Regions from separate parts of the Homo sapiens genome. Here region 1 is linked to region 2. The links are chromatin loops, found by intact Hi-C in ENCODE. Cell type or tissue: PC-3. All regions are shown on one strand. Links, peaks and the distances in the headings refer to the core of each region. The heading gives the core; the rest is flanking DNA. Region 1 overlaps LOC400212 (a long non-coding RNA gene). Region 2 has its middle 24 kb from the start of TMX1.

The links. A loop is a pair of places that touch in the nucleus more often than their neighbours do. Peaks named below come from ENCODE experiments on the same cell type or tissue, not always from the same donor. Only the 100,000 strongest peaks of a DNase experiment are listed, where the experiment ranks them.
Region 1: it touches region 2 in a loop (6-fold over the local background); 80 of 110 quality-filtered maps call a loop at or near these places.

What each region holds. Positions count from the first base shown.
Region 1 is chr14:50,949,607-50,961,206 of GRCh38, forward strand. It overlaps LOC400212 (a long non-coding RNA gene), which reads right to left. Exons shown (of 4, transcript NR_170195.1): 2 at 6,248-7,610. Among named protein-coding and RNA genes, the nearest start is that of PYGL, 11 kb to the left of the region's middle. In PC-3, for the core only: CTCF peaks have their summits at 5,371 (motif pointing right), 5,571 and 6,328; DNase peaks (open chromatin) are centred at 5,425, 5,995 and 6,315; H3K4me3 peaks cover 798 bases; H3K27ac peaks cover 1,658 bases.
Region 2 is chr14:51,210,936-51,220,588 of GRCh38, forward strand. No RefSeq gene overlaps it. Among named protein-coding and RNA genes, the nearest start is that of TMX1, 24 kb to the right of the region's middle. In PC-3, for the core only: CTCF peaks have their summits at 5,863 and 9,092 (motif pointing left); no DNase peak of the experiment used is centred there.

The DNA of each region.
Region 1 (11,600 bases), core at 1,436-9,435, 260 kb before region 2:
AAACAAGCAATGGGGAAAGGATTCCCTATTTAATAAATGGTGCTGGGAAAACTGGCTAGCCATATGTAGAAAGCTGAAACTGGATCTCTTCCTTACACCTTGTACAAAAATCAATTCAAGATGGATTAAAGACTTAAACGTTAGACCTAAAACCATAAAAACCCTAGAAGAAAACCTAGGCATTACCATTCAGGACACAGGCATGGGCAAGGACTTCATGTCTAAAACACCAAAAGCAATGGCAACAAAAGCCAAAATTGACAAATGGGATCTAATTAAACTAAAGAGCTTCTGCACAGCAAAAGAAACTACCATCAGAGTGAACAGGCAGCCTACAAAATGGGAGAACATTTTCGCAACCTACTCATCTGACAAAGGGCTAATATCCAGAATCTACAATGAACTCAAACAAATTTACAAGAAAAAAACAAACAACCCCATCAAAAAGTGGGCAAAGGACATGAACAGACACTTCTCAAAAGAAGACATGAATAAATGCTCACCATCACTGGCCATCAGAGAAATGCAAATCAAAACCACAATGAGATACCATTTCACACCAGTTAGAATGGCAATCATTACAAAGTCAGGAAACAACAGGTGCTGGAGAGGATGTGGAGAAATAGGAACATTTTTACACTGTTGGTGGGACTGTAAACTAGTTCAACCATTGTGGAAGTCAGTGTGGCGATTCCTCAGGGATCTAGAACTACAAATACCATTTGACCCAGCCATCCCATTACTGGGTATATACCCAAAGGACTATAAATCATGCTGCTATAAAGACACATGTACATGTATGTTTATTGCGGCATTATTCACAATAGCAAAGTCTTGGAACCAACCCAAATGTCCAACAATGATAGACTGGATTAAGAAAATGTGGCACATATACACCATGGAATACTATGCAGCCATAAAAAATGATGAGTTCATATCCTTTGTAGGGACATGGATGAAATTGGAAATCATCATTCTCAGTAAACTATCGCAAGAACAAAAAACCAAACACCGCATATTCTCACTCATAGGTGGGAATTGAACAATAAGAACACATAGACACAGGAAGGGGAACATCACACTCTGGGGACTGTTGTGGGGTGGGGGAAGTGGGGAGGGATAGCATTGGGAGATATATCTAATGCTAGATGACAAGTTAGTGGGTGCAGTGCACCAGCATGGCACATGTATACATATGTAACTAACCTGCACATTGTGCACATGTACCCTAAAACTTAAAGTATAATAATAATAAATAAATAAAAAGAAAAAGAAAAAAAGGAAAAGAAAAGGAAAGATGACTGAGAACCCAGATTTATTTTACTTTTGAATTCCCTTAGTGTCTGCAGACAATGCAGCTGACTGCATTGCCATCTCTATAATTGGCTGTGACAGTGACCATTTACTCGTTACCTGAGTATATTTGGCTTGTCTTGAAACAAGCGGATGTTCCTGACACTTTCAGGTCCTGTCATATTTGATTTGCTCATTGATACAGTAGTTTGAATTCTTAGGCATAGTCCAGTGGGAGTTCCTGAAAAGATGGAAATACTTCCAGCCTGTCTTCTTCCTCTCCCTCAAATCACTGACAGCCTTCATATGCCTATTGTGGAATATGCTGAGATTGCAGAATCACTTAGTGCCTTGATTTCAACTTCTGCAAAGTAAGGACAAAGATCTCTGTCCTTCTCAGTCCATAAAATGGCTAAGTTCGGCTGGGTGCGGTGGCTCACGCCTGTTATCCCAGCACTTTGGGAGGCCAAAGCAGGTGAATCACGAGGTCAGGAGTTCGAGACCAGCTTGGCCAACATGGTGAAACCCCATCTCTACTAAAAATACAAAAAATTCGCTGGGCATAGTGGCGGGCGCCTGTAATCCCAGCTACTCGGGAGGCTGAGGCAGGAGAATCGCTTGTACCCTGGAGACGGAGGTTGCAGTGAGCTGAGATCGCACCACTTACTCCAACCCAGGCAACAAAGTGAGACTCTGTCTCAAAAAAAAAAAAAAAAAAAAAGATGGCTAAGCTCAAAAGAGATATGAGTGGAGAAGTGCCAGGAAATGGTAAAAGCATTATTAAGATGGAAACTTCTGGGTTGGGATTATATTTTGACATATTAACCAGTGTTTTGATTTTCTCCTGATGGTTTACTTTTTCCCTATCTCCCTTGGGGAGCTGCTGTAGCACTTGAGGTGCTTATAATCTCTGAGGAAGATGTGAGCCTTCCTGGTTTTGAACTCCAAATTAACATTCAGGAGACACATTAAGAGTGAGGGCAAGGGTCTGAGGAAAGTGGGGCAGTAATGAGAAGATGACATGGAGGTGTGGGGAGTAGAGACATCACTGGTCTTGGAGTCAGGATCCTGGAGCTGGCTTCCTTGATCAGGTAGCAGAAATCCCAGGCAGGCTGAGTATCTGAGAAGTGCCCAGGACTTTGCTCTGCTTCCTGAGAAGAGCCCAGCGAGGAAGTGACTGCCTGGAGGGTCTCAGTAGTCAGGGCTTGGACAAGGTTCACAAAGGCTCCTCATCCCCAGGGAGGCGCAGGGCAGCCATTGACCAAATCCCCAGCGCTGAAGACTGATTCAGAGAATACCCAAGGGAGAGGTATCAAGGCTAGAGCCTTCTCTCCACTGGCTACTGCCACCAGGGCCTTAGCACAGGGAACCCCTGCTGAGGGGTCCTCAGTTGAATAGACTGGTTGACTGAATTTGAGATCAAATTTCTTCCCTGGAGGAATGAGAGCTTACATTAGAAGTTAAACTGAAACTGTTACAGGCCAGGGCAAGGTGGTTCACAGCTGTAATCCCAGCAATTTGGGAGGCTGAGGCCAGTGGATTGCTTGAGGCCAGGAGTTTGAGACGACCCTTGGCAACAGGGCAAAACCCCATCTCTACTAAAAATACAAAAATTATCTGGGTATGGTGGTGCACGCCTGTAGTTCTAGCTATTTGGGAAGCTGAGGCATGAGAATCACTTGAATCTGGGAGGCAGAGGTTGTAGTGAGCCGAGATGGTGCCACTGCACTCACTCTAGCCTGGCAACAGAATAAGACTCTACCTCAAAAAAACAAAACAAGAAAAAGCAGTTAAACTAATACAAAAAATATAAAGCTGCATGTCAGGCCTCTGAGCCTAAGCTAAGCCATCATATCCCCAGTGACCCGCACGTATACATCCAGATGGCTTGAAGCAACTGAAGATCCATAAAAAAAGTGAAAATAGCCTTAACTGATGACATTTCACCATTGTGATTTATTTCTGCCACAACCTAACTGATCAATGTACTTTGTAATCTCCCTCACCCTTAGGAAGGTTCTTTATAATCTCCCCCACCCATAAGAAGGTTCTTTGTAATTCTCCCCACCCTTGAGAATGTACTTTGTGAGATCCACTCCTGCCCCCAAAACATTGCTCCTAACTCCACCGCCTATCCCCAAACCTGTAAGAACTAATGATAATCCCACCACCCTTTGCTGACTCCTTTTTCAGACTCAGCCCACCTGTACCCAGGTGAAATAAACAGCCTTGTTGCTCACACAAAGCCTGTTTGTGGTCTCTTCACACAGACACATGAAACACTGCATTCCTTGCACATCTGAGTTTATACGCTGTTTGTATTTGCATTGCCCACTGGAGTTATTACTAATGCAATAAGACATGTTCCAGAAAAAGCTTTCACCTTTGTTTTTTGTTTGTTTTGAGACAGAGTTTTGCTCTTGTTGCCCAGTCTGGAGTGCAATGGTACGATCTTGGCTCGCTGCAACTTCTGCTTCCCAGGTTCAAGCGATTCTCCTGCCTCAGCCTCCCAAGTAGCTGGGATTACAGGTGCATACCACCACACCCAGCTAATTTTTGTATTTGTAGTAGAGATGGGGTTTCGCCATGTTGGCCAGGCTGGTCTTGAACTCCTGACCTCAGATTATCCACCCACCTGAGCCTCCTAAAGTGCTGGGATTACAGGCGTGAGCCACCATGCCTAGCCAAGCTTTCACCTTTGTATGGGAGCAAATGAGGAGAGTAATTCTGGACAATTTTGCAAAGAGATATGAACAAATCCTGACCAAGGAAAGGAAGTGAAAAGTGTGCTAAGCACAGGGTTTCAGCAGATAATCATGATGCAATGTGCACAAGGGACAGCCTCTTTGCTGCCTTGTCTCAGGGTCTTTGTAATGCAAACCCTCCATTGAGCCCACATTTTGACTTGCCCTTTGTACATGATTGATTAATTGCAGGCTTTAACTATATAAAACATATAGGCTTCTATAAAAAATATTATTGAATTTTAGAGTTTTGTTCCCTTATGGGGGTAAACCTAAGGAATCACAAACCCCAAATTCTCAAATGCCAAATACTTTAACTTCTCTAAGCTGTTTATCCATCGTTAAAGTTCTAACTAGTAAGGTGCTTAGATAGTGAAGGATAACACGTGTTAGCTTAAAACATATAGAAATGCCGGAAGAAAATAACTTCCCTTTCACTTAATATTTCCTAGGATGGAGGCTGGGAGTCTGAGGATATACTGTAGGCTGATCTCATATACAAATGAGGGCTTTTCTTTTTGCATTTCTTGTATTAAATAGATTATAGTTCATTGAGCATAGCTTTGCATAGCATAACCTACCTCTGTTTTTCAAATTCAATGTTTCTAATTTATTGATTTATTAGGAAAATATTTGTTAAGTACCTACTATGAGTCCAGCATTGTGCTGGACACTTAACAGTGAACCAAACTGACTGTAGAATAACAAAACACCTTGTCTCCCCAGGATCCTATCTTCTGAGAACCACCTCTTCTCTTTATTTTCCTGCTTCTGGTCTTACCTTTAAGTACAAGTCCCTATACTTACTGCAGGAATGGCTGTTTTACACCCTGACCCAGTTTTTACAACCATGACTATAGGACTCCTGTAGGGTCATGAAAGAAGAACTGGGCATTAGCCAACTTGGGATATCAACAATGCGATCATTGAATGGGTACTCACTGTGTACAAGGTACTGTGCTCGCTGCCAATGGTAAAACAATTCAGTTCATGGCATCTGCCTTACCCAGAACCTTTAAACTACTTCAAGGCACCATATTCGCATTAAGGTACAAGGCAGACTATGCTAAAGAAAAAACAAGTAGCCCAGATCTTAGGTGGTATCTGAGGTCACAGGAAGAAAAGAACATCTTGCATTTGTCTAGAAACCAAATGATAACAGCCATTTCTCTATCTTCCTAGAAGTTCCATTTCCTTCTCCACCTCATTGAATGATAGTTTCTCAGTCATTGAGTCATAATACGTTTCCAGCTTAAGATGAAAATGTAAAATTTCTCCCCACTCAGAATTTTCATTTTATGTTTTTTAGGGAGTTGATGTGTGAATTGCAGAGACAGGCTGATACCAGCAGGTGGAAGAATTCACCATTTGAACTCCACATCATAGGCTAGTGAATGGTTCAGCAGGATGTGACTGCAATTTTAATCACTGCTTCATTTCCCTTTCTTTGTTCCAGATATTTATGCACCAAAACCCTGTGAGAAAATGACCCATAATCTGAAGAAGATAAATAAAAATGGATTATTTTTATCACTCTAGACAGAGCATAAAGAGATGGCATTTTCTCCATTTTAAAATCTTAGATGTAAATACACTGAAATCCAAAGAAAAAAATTATTCTGATAAATTGGAGAAATTTAAAAATTATAAAAAAGTATGGGGTTTCAACATTCTTATGATAGATTTAAAGAACACTCAAAGTTTGATGTGCTGGTGGCTTGGGCCTCCCAGTGAACCACATGAGCTTACAGGATTAGGGTCGTGAAGTAGAGGGAGCGGTGCTGGGGTCCAGCACAGGGTTTCAGGCCTGTCTGGGCACACCTGTGAACTGGTAAGACAGGCCTGGGCGAACTCTATGTGCCTAGGGGAGGTGGAGCCATCTGGGAAAGATGTCAGATCACACCCCCTGCTGGGATTTAGATGTATGCGGACATGTCTAGCAAGCTGTGAGGGCTGAGAAGCTTCCTGGGTGAGAACTCACCCTAAGGGCAGGAGTCTGCTGATTCACTTCACCCAGGAAGAAGCCTTAGTTGTCAGAGGGGAGCAGTAAGTCTGACTATGGCATGGTAGCAGTTTCTGGATTCTGTTCCCTGGTCCAGCTACCTAGAAGCCTGTATACCCTGTGGATGTAGAGGGCTGTCAGCAAACCCTGAAAGAATTTTCTCACCAAGCTTTGTAGAAAATACTCAGACTCAGAAACAGCATCATACCATCTAACTGGAAGAAGTGAGTCATTCTCTTGTATCTTAGAGGAGGATCTGGATGAACTGTGATGACCAGTGGGGCAGGGCGTGGCCAGCAGGACTGGGAGCAGCACATGGAGACACCTCCTGGAGACTCCTAGAAATACAGGACATGATAGTTGGAGGTTTGGTGAGACAAATGGGAGTGAGAACTACTGGCATTTGTGTTGGAGTTAATGGAATGCCCTCTGATTCAAAGACTCAGGGGAACTGGAGAGGTATGCATCTCTCTTTCACACATATTCACCACATATGCACATCTCACATCTCATATATGTGTGTATATGTGTGTGTGTGTGTGTATATATATATATATATATATATATATATATATATATATATATGTCAAGTTATCAGAGTTTTCAAACATTTACTAAAAGAACTTTATTTTTTTTTCCCAAGGCAGAAGAATTTTTCTTAGTACAGAACAAAATAGAGTCTCCTCTGTCTACTTCTTTCTACACAGACACAGTAACAATCTGATTTATCTTTCTTTTCCCCACATTTCCCCCTTTTCTATTCGACAAAACCGCCATCGTCATCCTGGCCCGTTCTCAATGAGCTGTTGGGTACACCTCCCAGACGGGGTGGCAGCCGGGCAGAGGCGCCCCCCACCTCCCAGACGGGGCGTCGGCCAGGCGGAGTTGCCCCCCACCTCCCGGACGGGGCGGCTGCCGGGCGGAGACTCTCCTCACTTCCCAGATGGGGTGGCTGCCGGGCGGAGGGGCTCCTCACTTCTCAGACAGGGCGGCCGGGCAGAGACGCTCCTCACCTCCCAGACGGGGTGGCGGTCGGGCAGAGACACTCCTCAGTTCCCAGACGGGGTCGTGGCGGGGCAGAGGCGCTCCCCACATCCCAGACGATGGGTGGCGGGGCAGAGGCGCTCCCCACATCTCAGACGATGGGTGGCCGGGCAGAGACGCTCCTCACTTCCCAGACGGGGTGGCGGCCGGGCAGAGGCTGCAATCTCGGCACTTTGGGAGGCCAAGGCAGGCGGCTGGGAGGTGAAGGTTGTAGCGAGCCGAGATCACGCCACTGCACTCCAGCCTGGGCAACATTGAGCACTGAGTGAGCGAGACTCAGTCTGCAATCCCGGCACCTCGGGAGGCTGAGGCGGGCAGATCACTCGCGGTCAGGAGCTGGAGACCAGCCCGGCCAACACCGCGAAACCCCGTCTCCACCAAAAAATACAAAAACCAGTCAGGCGTGGCGGCGCGCGCCTGCAATCCCAGGCACTCGGCAGGCTGAGGCAGGAGAATCAGGCAGGGAGGTTGCAGTGAGCGGAGATGGCGGCAGTACAGTCCAGCCTCGGCTCGGCATCAGAGGGAGACTGTGGAGAGAGAGGGAGAGGGAGAGGGAGAGGGAGACCGTGGAGAGAGAGGGAGAGGGAGACCGTGGGGAGGGAGAGGGAGAGGGAGAGGGAGAGGGAGAGGAAGAGGCTAAAAGAACTTTAATAAATGATGTCTTTTTATGTGTAAGCTCTTTGTAAACCCTCTTTTTTGGAGAGGGTAATATTTTTCTATCAGTAAAACATACTTATTAAAATGTGTGGAAATCTTAAGTTTGCGTCGCAATGAATTTCTCCAAATGGATGATGACTCATGCTCCGTAGCCAGACTGAGCTACAGAACATTATGAGCAGCTCAGAAGCCCCTCCTGTGCCTGCTTCCTGTCACTGTCTCCTAAGGGTGATTGCTACCCTGATTTCCAATATGGCAGATTACTTTTGCCAGTTTTAAACTTTGTATAAATGGAATTATACAGTATGTCTCTATTTGTCTGACTTCATTTACTCAACATTGTAAGTTTCATTTATGTTCTTGCCAAATTTCTTACATTTTCATCATTATGTAGTATTCCATTATATTAATGTAGCACTTTTTTTTTGAGATGGAGTCTCGCTCTGTTGCCCAGGCTGGAATGCAGTGGCACGATTTTGGCTCACTGCAACCTCCGCCTCCAGGGTTCAAGCGGTTCTCCTGCCTCAGCCTCCTGAGTAGCTGGGACTACAGGTGTGCACGCCCAGCTAATTTTTTGTATTTTTGGTAGAGACGGGGTTTCACCGTGTTAGCCAAGATGGTCTCAATCTCCTTTCCTCGCAGTCTGCCCGCCTCGGCCTCCCAAAGCACAATTTTATATATCCATTTTGCTGCTGATGGACATTTGGGTTGCACCCAGTTTGGAGTTATCATGAACAAAGCTGCCATAAACCTATTTGTACGTGTTTTGTTTTGTTTCAAGACAGTCTCATTCTGTTGCCCAGGCTAGAGTGCAGTGGTGTGATCTCAGCTCATTGCAACCTCCACCTCCTGGGTTCAAGCCATTCTCATGCCTCAGACTCCTGAGTAACTGAGATTATAGGCATGCACCACCACATCCAGCTAATTTTTTGTATTTTTCGTGGCGATGGGGTTTTACCAAATTGCCCAGGCTGGTCTTGAACTCCTGGGCTCAAGCAATCCACCCACCTTGGCCTCCTGAAGTGTTGGGATCACAGGCATGAGCTACCATGCCTGGCCTGTATATGTTTTTTATTGCATGCATGTCCTCATTTCTGTTGGAAATATAACTGCTAGATCTGATATATAAGTTTTAATGCATTTTCTTCTGTATGTGAAAAATGTTGTTTGGGTACAGATGTACTGTTCTTTAGAAGTAAAGTATTTGAAGTAATGAAGAAAGTGAATTTGACTAGAAATCCAGAAAGAAAGAGGGATGACATTATTTAGAGTAGCTGGGTACTGATAATTTTATTTATGTATTTATGTTATTTATTAATGTCGAATCTTGATTAGTTATCATAAGTTATAATAAGTGGTAACAATATAAACCATTTCATTGCTCATGACAGATATAAAAACTTGCAGGATAGTTTTTTACTGCTATCTAGAATCTTTTTAGAATGCCTCATCCTGCAAACTAATTATTAATATTAACCCCAGGACAATAGGCTTGGAAAGTAATTTTTAATTAAAAAATTTTCTTCCTATCTGTGCAGATGGTTAAAAGCTGATTGTGGCACTCATAGTTTGTAGCCATTACCACTAGAAACCAGGAAAAATCAGTGAATCTTCTAATTTTTTATTTAATAAGTTGGCAAGTTTGTTGTAAGCATTGACCACCGTGTTTCATGAGCTTAAGCTATGAAGACTGTATGAAAAGGAGCAACACTAAGTCTGGGTCCTAAGAAACAAACGCTTTGTGATGTGGGCCTCACTCAGAATGTCTGTGGCTAAAAATATCCCTGGGGGGTCAAAGTTATCCAGTGGATCTTGGCTCAACCTTGCGGATTGGGCATCTAATCTGCAGGAGCATCGTTTAGCAGATTTGTTGGAAACTAATATTTGTTTTACTTATTTTCTAATAATAAAAATAGAATGTGTTTATTCTAGAAAATTTGGAAAGCATATACAAATAGAAATAAAAGTTATACGTAATAACATCATCCCTTCTTAATATTTTGGAGTATTTTTTTCAGTTTTTAAAGCACCCCTTTTTTTTTAAACAGCTCATTTGTTCAACACATATGTTTCTGAGAACTTCTTGTGTATAGATGGCAAAACTGAACAGAACCAGAAATCCTGCAGTCCTTTATAGGGTCTCCAAGACCATAACTTATACAACAGAATCCAGAACAACTCTAAGGTCAGTGGTGGTGATGGAGAAGCTGCAGAGGGGGATCTCTGGGTGACTGTAATGAAAAAGAGCTAACATAGCAGCCCTGAGACAGCAGACCTCAGAAAGGCCTACTTGCAAGGTTGACCCACGGCTAGCATCTGGGAACTTGGCTTTCAGGAGTCTTCCTACCATTCCGTAATTGATAAGGATGGTTTACTGTGCCTAGACTGTTTGTACAAACAATATGGTTTATGCTGAATACCACTGTCCTGCTGGAAGTCTGAAATTTTATATGTGCTAGGCAGAGGGTTTCTATGACCAGTCCCCAATAAAAACCGTAGGCTCTGTTAAGTGCATCCTGTGCCATTTTACTGGGAGGACCCTGGAAGCTTATGTCTGGTTTCCTTTGGGCTTTGCCCCATGTGCTGATTTTGCTTTGTAGCTGATTTTGCTTTGTATCTGATTTTGCTTTTGCTGGTTTTGCTTTGTGTCCTCTCGCTGCAAGAAACTGTAACTGTGAATACATTTACTTCTGAGTCCTTTGAATCCTTCTAGCAAATCACTAAACATGAGGGTGGTCTTGGGGGCCCTTGAAATGATGACCCACTAGGAAATTAAGTTACCAGATGAGTCATTACCTCTACTTTCACAAAGGCCCTTAGGATAAAGTTGGGCATATAACTCTTTGAGTAGGAGAAATATTAGAGGAAATGTGTTGTTTGGGCATTGGTTTATTCACAATCAACTCTGCCCATATTGGCTTACTCACCAATCCCCAAATCACTTAGTCTCAATCATACAAGCACTTTTCACTTAAGACTGACACTGGTTTAGGCTGGGCGCAGTGGCTCATGCCTGTAATCCCAGCACTTTGGGAGGCTAAGGCTGGCAGATCATGAGGTCAGGAGTTCGAGACCAGCCTGGCCAACATGGGGAAACCCCGTGTCTACTAAAAATACAAAAATTAGCCGGGCGTGGTGGTGCACACCTGTAGTTCCAACTACTCAGGAGGCTGAGGCGGAAGAATCGCTTGAACCCAGGAGGCGGAGGTTGCAGGTGAGCCGAGATCGCACCACTGTACTCCAGCCTGGGTGACAGAGCCAGATTCCATCTAAAAATAAATAAATTAATAAATAAAATTAAAAAAAGACTGACATTGGTCTATATAAATTAAAGAAGCCTTTTCAAAAACTTGGCAAGGAGGGAGGTAAGGGAAGAGAATAATCTCACAGAGCAGGAAATGCCTTAAAATTGGATATCAGACATCCTTGCACCCAAAGTCCATTAGACAAACACTGTCCAAGGGAATTCATTACTGGCTGTTTCTTTCCTTGGGTCTTACTCTGCTTCCATGTTTCTGCTGACCATTGTTTTGGAGCAGAATGGCTTTTACCATGTCCTCTTGTCTTGAGAACTCCAACTGCAATCTCTGAGCTTGGCAGGAGCAAAAAGGAGTACCTTAAAATGAAACCAACCAGGCCGGGTGCAGTGGCTCACGCCTGTAATCCAAGCACTTTGGGAGGCAGAGGCGAGTGGCTCGCTTGAGCCCAGGAGTTCAAGACCAGCCTGACCAACATGGTGAAACCCCGTCTCTACTAAAAATACAAAAAAATGAGCTGAGTGTGGTGGTGGGCACCTATAATCCCAGTTGCTCAGGAGGTTGAGGTACCAGAATCACTTGAACCTGGGAGGCAGAGGTTGC
Region 2 (9,653 bases), core at 1,654-9,653:
TCTCCTATTTTCCCATACTCACTGTTTTAGGTTTGGGGCTGCAGGAAGGGAAAGGAGGGGAAAAGAAATAGAACTGAAAGAGAAAGGGAAGAAAGAATATAGAAACGAAAAATGAAATAAACACAACTTAGAAGTAATAATGGCTAATACATCTTGAGAATTTACTCAAAACCATGCTGTTTTGTTTACACACACATGCAAAACATATGTACATGTTAATATATATATTATATATTACACATTTATACAACATAGATATATTTAACATTTTTTTAAGGATGATAAATACTAAAAACACTATGAGCAGTGGTTTACTGGTAAAAGTTTAACAACCAGCTCTCAAAAAAAAAAAAAAAAGCCTGATTTGTAGTGTTTGCCAATTTCCACCATTGCTAGTTTCAAGTTACCAACCTGATGTCACTGAACATGGGAGCTGGGCCAAGATTCACAACAGCCCAGTAAGTAGCTCACCATTATATGCTATTTGCACTACACACATACAACAGATATAAATAACCCCCAAAACATAGATAACAGTAAAATATAGTCAAATAATTAGGAAATAAGTTTTGACTATTTATTGCCTTTAATTTGATATAATTTAGTAAATTGTATAATAATTTAAATTTTTTAAAATTCCTGAAAATTTAACAATTGGTTTTTGCAAATAGTAATAACCCCTCATACCACTGCCTATAAAATAAGTACTATTATTATCCCCATTTTACATTAAAAGGAAACTGTGGACAAGAGAAGTTTAGGAATTTGCCTAAGATACCATAATTTGTGAATGGTGGAGCTGGGATAACAAACTCAGGCTCCAAAGCTGTTCTGCTACTCTGATGGAGAAGTACAGACTTAAAACAGGTCCTAGTGACTGAATTCAACTCTGTTTACATTCTAATTACTAGTTGTGGCTATTCTGGTGAAGCGGGTAGCTTTACGGAGAGGTGGATGATTCTCTAGCCTGGATGGGTAGAATGCTGGTTAGAGACCCTACCAAGCTAAAAAGGACTGGTGCCTCTCTCCATGTGTCCCAGGAGGAAGCTGCATCTGAACTCAAGCTCAATACGCAGAATCTTATTGAAAATACTTTGTGGAGAACACCAATGTCAATTTACTTTTCTTCTTAAATTAAAGTTATCATAAGATGTCATTTCTGGCTAAGATGAGTGAATTGAATGAAACTTTTTAGTCATTGGGCTGAATCCATATTTTCTCCAGAATCCCCATAGAGATTTCTGAGTGGGTCATAATTCTAAATGAGAAAGACACAATATTCAGGGGAAAAAATGTTATCATTCAAACAAAGTGTTATCTATGAGAGTTAACTGGTCATAACTATCACTAACACTACACTGACAAATAGCAAATTACTTTCTGTCATGACTTTTAGCAATTTTCATTTTATGTATGTATTTTGAAATAACTATTATTTGAAAATTTAGAACAGAATAATATATATCCTATACATCCTATAAATTAATTCATCCTATATGAATTAATTTTATGTTTATAACCTATAGTTTTGGGCTGCATATTTAGAAATTCAAGCAAGTAAAACAATCCATATTCATTTTTGACAAAAAATGAAAATCATTTCAAAAGTCATTTAAAGCAACTAAATGTATAAAAACATTAATTGCTTGGAAGCTAATTCATTTGGGTTATGAATTTACAAAGGTTGTGCTTCCTGTGGCCTCCATGGTAACAATAATAAAACAAGTTAATAGAATTAAATTTACATTCAATCAGTTTCAAAGATTAAAAAGTTGATGGATATACTGGAATGTAATTTTTAATAACCAAGTAAACCAATTACCAAATTCAGTGCTAGACACATGTGTACTTCACAGCAAAAAAATAAAAATAATGTTTTAATCTATTTCAAATATCACTGAAGAATTCATTAATACATCTGCTTAATAAACCTATACAACCTCATTAATTTTCTTGTTCAGTTTTTCCTGGAGCCAATTCTATGAATGAATGCTGGCCACACTGATCACGAGTTCACTGCCTGCCAGAAGTGGAGTCCAGGTCATGCTAAAGACAGTGGGAAATAGGAATCAGAGGAGAGCTTGAAAAGATAGTGGTGGAACTCTTACTATAGGATTTGGGAAGTAATTTCAGCAGAGTCAGGAAAATCTGAACCCCTGTTTCAGCTACTACATGTCCATTTTCCATCTTTCATGCCTATACACAACTCTTGTCAGCCCCTAAGTCCCTCAGAGCAATGTAACATTTGAGACCTGTCAGTAAAAGACTTCAGGATAATATACTCTAAAGGTTCAAAGATTAAGAGTGGTAGCAGGGCATGGATGTGGCTTGAAAATCCTGCAGCCCCAAACCCAAATGACTTCCACATAAGGAAGATATGAGAGTTGCCTAAGGAACCTCTTCCATAGGACAACTACCACAGGCTTGGCAAGAACTGCTAGATGTCCAACAGAACGTTTTCCTTTACCTCCTGGCCACATAGCTAAACAACATTTAACTGCCTCCCTTGCACATGACTGAGTTATGACCAATAGAATGAGGACAGAACCATGTCAGCCATTTCCAGGCCTGGAAGTTTCATAAAAACTTCCTATGTGATTCTTCTTCTTCTTAGACCCCATTCGCCAGCTGGATGCAGAGGATCCAGCAGCAAACTCTGATATTCTTAGCAGATGGGCTCTATTACCCCATCTTTTTTTTTTATACTTTAAGTTCTAGAGTACATGTGCACAACGTGCAGGTTTGTTACATATGTATACATGTGCCATGTTGGTGTGCTGCACCCATTAACTCGTCATTTACATTAGGTATATCTCCTAATGCTATCCCTCCCCCCTCCCCTCCACCCTACAACAGACCCCTGTGTTCAAGTGTTCTCCAAGTGTTCTCATTGTTTAATTCCCACCTATGAGTGAGAACATGCGGTGTTTGGTTTTTTGTCCTTGCGATAGTTTGCTGAGAATGATGGTTTCCAGCTTCATCCATGTCCCTAAAAAGGACATGAACTCATCATTTTTTATGGCAGCATAGTATTCCATGGTGTATATGTGCCACATTTTCTTAATCCAGTCTATCATTGTTGGACATTTGGGTTGGTTCCAAGTCTTTGCTATTGTGAATAGTGCAACAATAAACCTACATGTGCATGTGTCTTTATAGCAGCAAGTTTCATAATCCTTTGGGTATATACCCAGTAATGGGATTGCTGGGTCAAATGAGATTTCTAGTTCTAGATCCTTGAGGAATCGCCACACTGTCTTCCACAATGGTTGAACTAGTTTACAGTCCCACCAACAGTGTAAAAGTGTTCCTATTTCTCCACATCCTCTCCAGCACCTGTTGTTTCCTGACTTTTTAACGATCGCCATTCTAACTGGTGTGAGATGGTATCTCATTGTGGTTTTGATTTGCATTTCTCTGATGGCCAGTGATGATGAGCATTTTTTCATATGTCTGTTGGCTGCATAAATGTCTTCTTTTGAGAAGTGTCTGTTCATATCTTTTGCCCACTTTTTGATGGGGTTGTTTTTTTCTTATAAGTTTGTTTGAGTTCTTTGTAGATTCTGGATATTAGCCCTTTGTCAGATGAATAGATAGCAAAAATTTTCTCCCATTCTGTAGGTTGCCTGTTCACTCTGATGGTAGTTTCTTTTGCTGTGCAGAAGCTCTTTAGTTTAATTAGATCCCATTTGTCAATTTTGCCTTTTGTTGCCATTGCTTTTGGTGTTTTAGACATGAAGTCCTTGCTCATGCCTATGTCCTGAATGGTATTGCCTAGGTTTTCTTCTAGGGTTTGTATGGTTTTAGGTCTAACATTTAAGTCTTTAATCCATCTTGAATTAATTTTTGTATAAGGTGTAAGGAAGGGATCCAGTTTCAGCTTTCTACATATGACAAGCCAGTTTTCCTAGCACCATTTATTAAATAGGGAATCCCTTCCCCATTTATTGTTTTTGTCAGGTTTGTCAAAGATCAGATGGTTGTAGACGTGTGGTATTATTTCTGAGGGCTCTGTTCTGTTCCATTGGTCTATATCTCTGTTTTGGTACCAGTACCATGCTGTTTTGGTTACTGTAGCCTTGGAGTATAGTTTGAAGGTAGCGTGATGCCTCCAGCTTTGTTCTTTTGGCTTAGGATTGACTTGGCAATGTGGGCTCTTTTTTGGTTCCATATGAAATTTAAAGTTCATATGGAATTTTCCAATTCTGTGAAGAAAGTCATGGTAGCTTGATGGGGATGGCATTGACTCTATAAATTACCTTGGGCAGTATGGCCATTTTCACAATATTGATTCTTCCTACCCATGAGCATGGAATGTTCTTCCATTTGTTTGTGTCCTCTTTTATTTCATTGAGCAGTGGTTTGTAGTTCTCCTTGAAGAGGTCCTTCACATCCCTTGTAAGTTGGATTCCTAGGTATTTTATTCTCTTTGAAGCAATTGTGAATGGGAGTTCACTCATGATTTGGCTCTCTGTTTGTCTGTTATTGGTGTATAAGAATGCTTGTGATTTTTGCACATTGATTTTGTATCCTGAGACTTTGCTGAAGTTGCTTATCAGCTTAAGAAGATTTTGGGCTGAGACAATGGGGTTTTCTAGATATACAATCATGTAATCTGCAAACAGGGACAATTTGACTTCCTCTTTTCCTAACTGAATGTCCTTTATTTCCTTCTCCTGCCTGATTGCCCTGGCCAGAACTTCCAACACTACGTTGAATAGGAGTGGTGAGAGGGGCATCCCTGTCTTGTGCCAGTTTTCAAAGGGAATGCTTCCAGTTTTTGTCCATTCAGTATGATATTGGCTGTGGGTTTGTCATAGATAGCTCTTATTATTTTGAGATACGTCCCATCAATACCTAATTTATTGAGAGTTTTTAGCATGAAGGCTGTTGAATTTTGTCAAAGGCCTTTTCTGCATCTGTTGAGAAAATCATGTGGTTTTTGTCTTTGGTTCTGTTTACATGCTGGATTACATTTATTGATTTGTGTATGTTGAACCAGCCTTGCATCCCAGGGATGAAGCCCATTTGATCATGGTGGATAAACTTTTTGATGTGCTGCTGGATTCAGTTTGCCAGTATTTTATTCAGGATTTTTGCATTGATGTTCATCAGGGATATTGGTCTAAAATTCTCTTTTTTTGTTGTGTCTCTGCCAGGCTTTGGTATCAGGATGATGCTGGCCTCATAAAATGAGTTAGGGAGGATTCCCTCTTTTTCTACTGATTGGAATAGTTTCAGAAGGAATGGTACCAGCTCCTCCTTGTACCTCTGGTAGAATTCGGCTGTAAATCCGTCTGGTCCAGGACTTTTTTTGGTTGGTAGGCTGTTAATTATTGCCTTAATTTCAGAGCCTGTTATTGGTCTATTCAGGGATTCAACTTCTTCCTGGTTTAGTTTTGCGGGAGTGTATGTGTCCAGGAATTTATCAATTTCTTCTAGATTTTCTAGTTTATTTGCATAGAGTTGTTTATAGTATTCTCTGATGGTAGTTTGTATTTCTGTGGGATCGGTGGTGATATCCCCTTTATCATTTTTTATTGCGTCCAGTTGATTCTTCTCTCTTTTCTTCTTTATTAGTCTTGCTAGTGGTCTATCAATTTTGTTGATCTTTTCAAAAAACCAGCTCCTGGATTCATCTTAAAGGAAGGAGAAGGTTCTCTGACTGCCCACATTGAAGGCTGTTATCCAACCCAGAATATCATCATTAGACTTTGCATGACAGCAAAAAGTAAACTTCTGTTGTAGTAAGCCACTGACATTTTGAGATTTGACTGTCACAGCAACTAGCGTTACTTATCCTAGTACAATGAGGAAAGGGAAGCAGTTTTACACAATATGAAAAATTTTTAACCTTTATACCTTTGCTAAGGCTGCCCCCTTTTTGTTTAAACTATTTTCAACAGAATGAGGGCTCTTGGTACTTATTAGATAGCTGAAGAACAGCTATTTTTAGCAGGAAAACAAAAGACATTAAGGAGGTTCAGAGGAGAGAAAGGTGCAGACAAACATAAAATGTCTGACTCTTGATGATTTTATTGTATGATGATACACATACAAATCATGGAAAACCTAAGTACACAGGCAGTTATCATTTTGTAAACAATAAAGGGATAGAAGAGAATATGACCCAACAGAGGAAATAAATAGGATAAAATAATACTGTACAGGATTACATTCTACAGGCACACCATTTTAAATTATAAAATTAGAAGAGATTTCTTTTAACAATTATTCTGATAAGAAGCCTCTCAAACTTGCTATGGGTAAATATAATTTCTTTTTTAAAAAAGGAGTCAGTAAACAACATACGAATTAATCAATAAACTGACAGTAAATAGCATTAAACTGCTAATCCCAAACATGTACTTCTATAGCCTAAGGAAAAATAATATTAAAAAGTTACTTGTCAGTAAAATTTCCAATCAGTGTGATAGCAATTTTTTAATCTAAAATTCCTAAGATACTGGATTCTTGAATGTTTTTTTCATTTATTTTTGTTCTGTTATTCAGAAAAGTACTTAGTTATATAAATTCACAACTTATTGGCACATCTAAAATATACAGCCATACCAAACGTTTAAGTTTGACTAACATAAAGTGTGCGTATGTAAAAGGAAACCAAGTGGAAGAAAATTATTTCTGAATTGTCATTTAATTCTACTACAATTTGAAGATGTTAATGAAAAATTGAAAAACCACTAAATTATAATACAAATAAGTTTCATACTTAATAGCCAACAAACTCCAATATCCAATGAGCTACTAATTTCAATTTGAATCTGTTTACTTCTCTATTTTAAAGCATGGTTTTAAAGATTTAAAAAGCTGATGTTTCACACCTGTAATCCCAGCACTTTAGGGGGCCGAGGCGTGCAGATCACGAGGTCAGGAGTTTGAGACCAGCCTGACCAACATGGTGAAACCCCGTCTCTACTAAAAATACAAAATTTAGCCAGTCATGGTGGGGTGCGTCTGTAATCCCAGCTACTCAGGAGGCTGAAGCAGGAGAATAGCTTGAACTTGGGAGGTGGAGGTTGCAGTGAGCCAAGATCGCACCATTGCACTCCAGCCTGGGCGACAGAGCGAGACACCGTCTTAAAAAAAAAATACAAAGCTGATGTTTTTTGAAAGCGTCTTCTAAACTAGAAAGCATTATATGAATATAGTGTAAGATATCATTCAGCACTTCAGGAGGCCGAGGCAGGAAGATTGCTTGAGCTCAGGAGTTCGAGGCCAGCCTGGGCAACATGGCAAAATCCCTTCTCTACAAAATATATAAAAATTAGCCAGGCATGGTGGCATGTGCCTGTAATCCCAGCTACTCAGGAGACTGAGGCACGAGAATCACTTGAACCCAAGAGGTTGCAGTGAGCCATAATCGCACCACTGCACTCCAGCATGGGAGACAGAGGGAGACTGTCTCAAAAAAAAAAAAAAAGGTATCATTCAATCTAGATGATTTAGGGACAATTTCATAACTTAACATGTAATAAAGATAAATGAAATGTAAACTTCCTCCTTTTACCCCAGAGTCCTACCTTCACATCTGGGAACATGAAGATTTTGAGATGCTGTTTCATTTATTCAAATAACATCTGTGTAGGTGTGGCAAATCACCTACTCACTCCTTCTCACTTTATTTTTTTTCCCAAAAGAGAGAAATAGAAAGGAACCACAAGATAAAGATACCAAGTAAATCTTTACCAATTAACAAAATGAGAACTAGCCCTGTGAGATTTCCTAAGAGTCACATAATCCTGCGAAATTTCTACACGTTCACTGCCCTGTTTCACATGTATAAAACAGTCATATATTGGCACAAAGCTTCTTAACATTAACCAATTTTGTGTGTGTGTGTGTGTGTGTGTGTGTGTGTGTGTGTGTGTGTGTGTGACGAGTCTCGCTCTGTCACCCAGGCTGGAGTACAGTGGCGTGATCTCAGCTCACTGCAGCCTCCACCTCCTGGGCCCAAGCAATTCTCCCATCCCAGCCTCCCAATTAGCTGGGACTACAGGCAAGTGTCACCACGCCCAGCTAACATTAACCAATATTATCTCCATAATCTCTCAATTTTTCCATTATATTGTTAAGATAGCTATTAAGTATTATTTAGGAAATAAAGAAAAACGTCTTTTTGTTATCGTGGATGCCTCTGTCTACTTGAAGCTTTAGAATATGATGTACTTTTCTGAAGATGAGCACACTGGACTTGTTAAAACTAATTTTTTAACAGCTCTGTCACTGTAGTTTATTTTATTTTTATATATGTACATTGACACCATCATAATATTGTTCTTGCCAATTACACTGTTGCAGGGATCTTTAATTTTTTGGCTAGAGAAAGATCAATGGGATAAACTGGCTTTCACCGATAAATTATCTCTTACAGGCATACAAACATAACGGAAAGACGTTCTGAGGGAATAAACATGATGATTAGATAAAAGATGAGAAGTTGGCCTATATAACTGTAAAGACCTTAATAAACTCTTTGTTTCATAAGGACTTTAAGGATTAAGCTCATTTATATTACATGACATTGACAACATGACAATATGCCTGAAACCAATACATGTCTAACATTAATTCCTTCACAACATGGTTCAGCCTTCCAAAAAGAAAAAATTAAAAAAAAAAAATGTTCCCAGTTCTGAGTCTGTGAAGTGAGGTTGTTAATCACTCAGGCTCTGATGTCCATCAGACCTGTTTTGAATCCAGCCTCTGCTACTTATCAATGACCTAGGCACTACTTGACCTCTTCAAGACTCTGCTCCTTCCTCTGCATAATGAAGATTAACAGTGTTTGCCTCATCGGGCTGCAGTGAGGATTAAACAGCATAATCTATGAACACCTCTTAGTCTGTTGCTGGTACATAAGAAGCACTCGGTAAGTGTTCGTGGTTTAACTATTGTTGTTGCTTTTGTCATCATTATTACTATAATACAGCCAATAGTTCAAATTTGCTGATGTCAGAACCATGAGATACTAGTGCAAATGTATTTATGAAGTCTATAATGTGATTTTTAAATTTTTCTAAAACCTGTTTCCCACTGAATTATTTTAAAATAGTTTCTCATTGTAACCAAAAGAAGCAACCTCTGCCACCTAGTGGCTCCTTAACACCAGTCAAGAAAAACATAAAAAGACACCAGAACAAAACACAAAAAACAAAATCCATACTTACTTTAAAAAAAGAACCCATGCTGTAGATAAAAAGACGCAATACATGAAAGAAAAAATATAAATTTAAAATAATGAAATCCTATTATTTTCTCCATAGTATTATACTGTTCAAATTGCATTTGATTAATTCTTAATAGCACACCTGCAGAGTGACTACGAACTTTTTTTTTTTAATTTCCTCTATTTTTGTTTGTTTTCTTTTTCTTTTTTTAAAAAATTATACTTTAAGTTTTAGGGTACATGTGCACAACGTGCAGGTTTGTTACATATGTATACATGTGCCATGTTGGTATGCTGCACCCATTAACTCGTCATTTACATTAGGTATATCTCCTAATGCTATACCTCCCCCCTCCCCCCACCCCACAACAGGCCCTGGTGTGTGATGTTCCCCTTCCCATGTCCATGTGTTCTCATTGTTCAGTTCCCACCTATCAGTAAGAACATGTGGTGTTTGGTTTTTTGT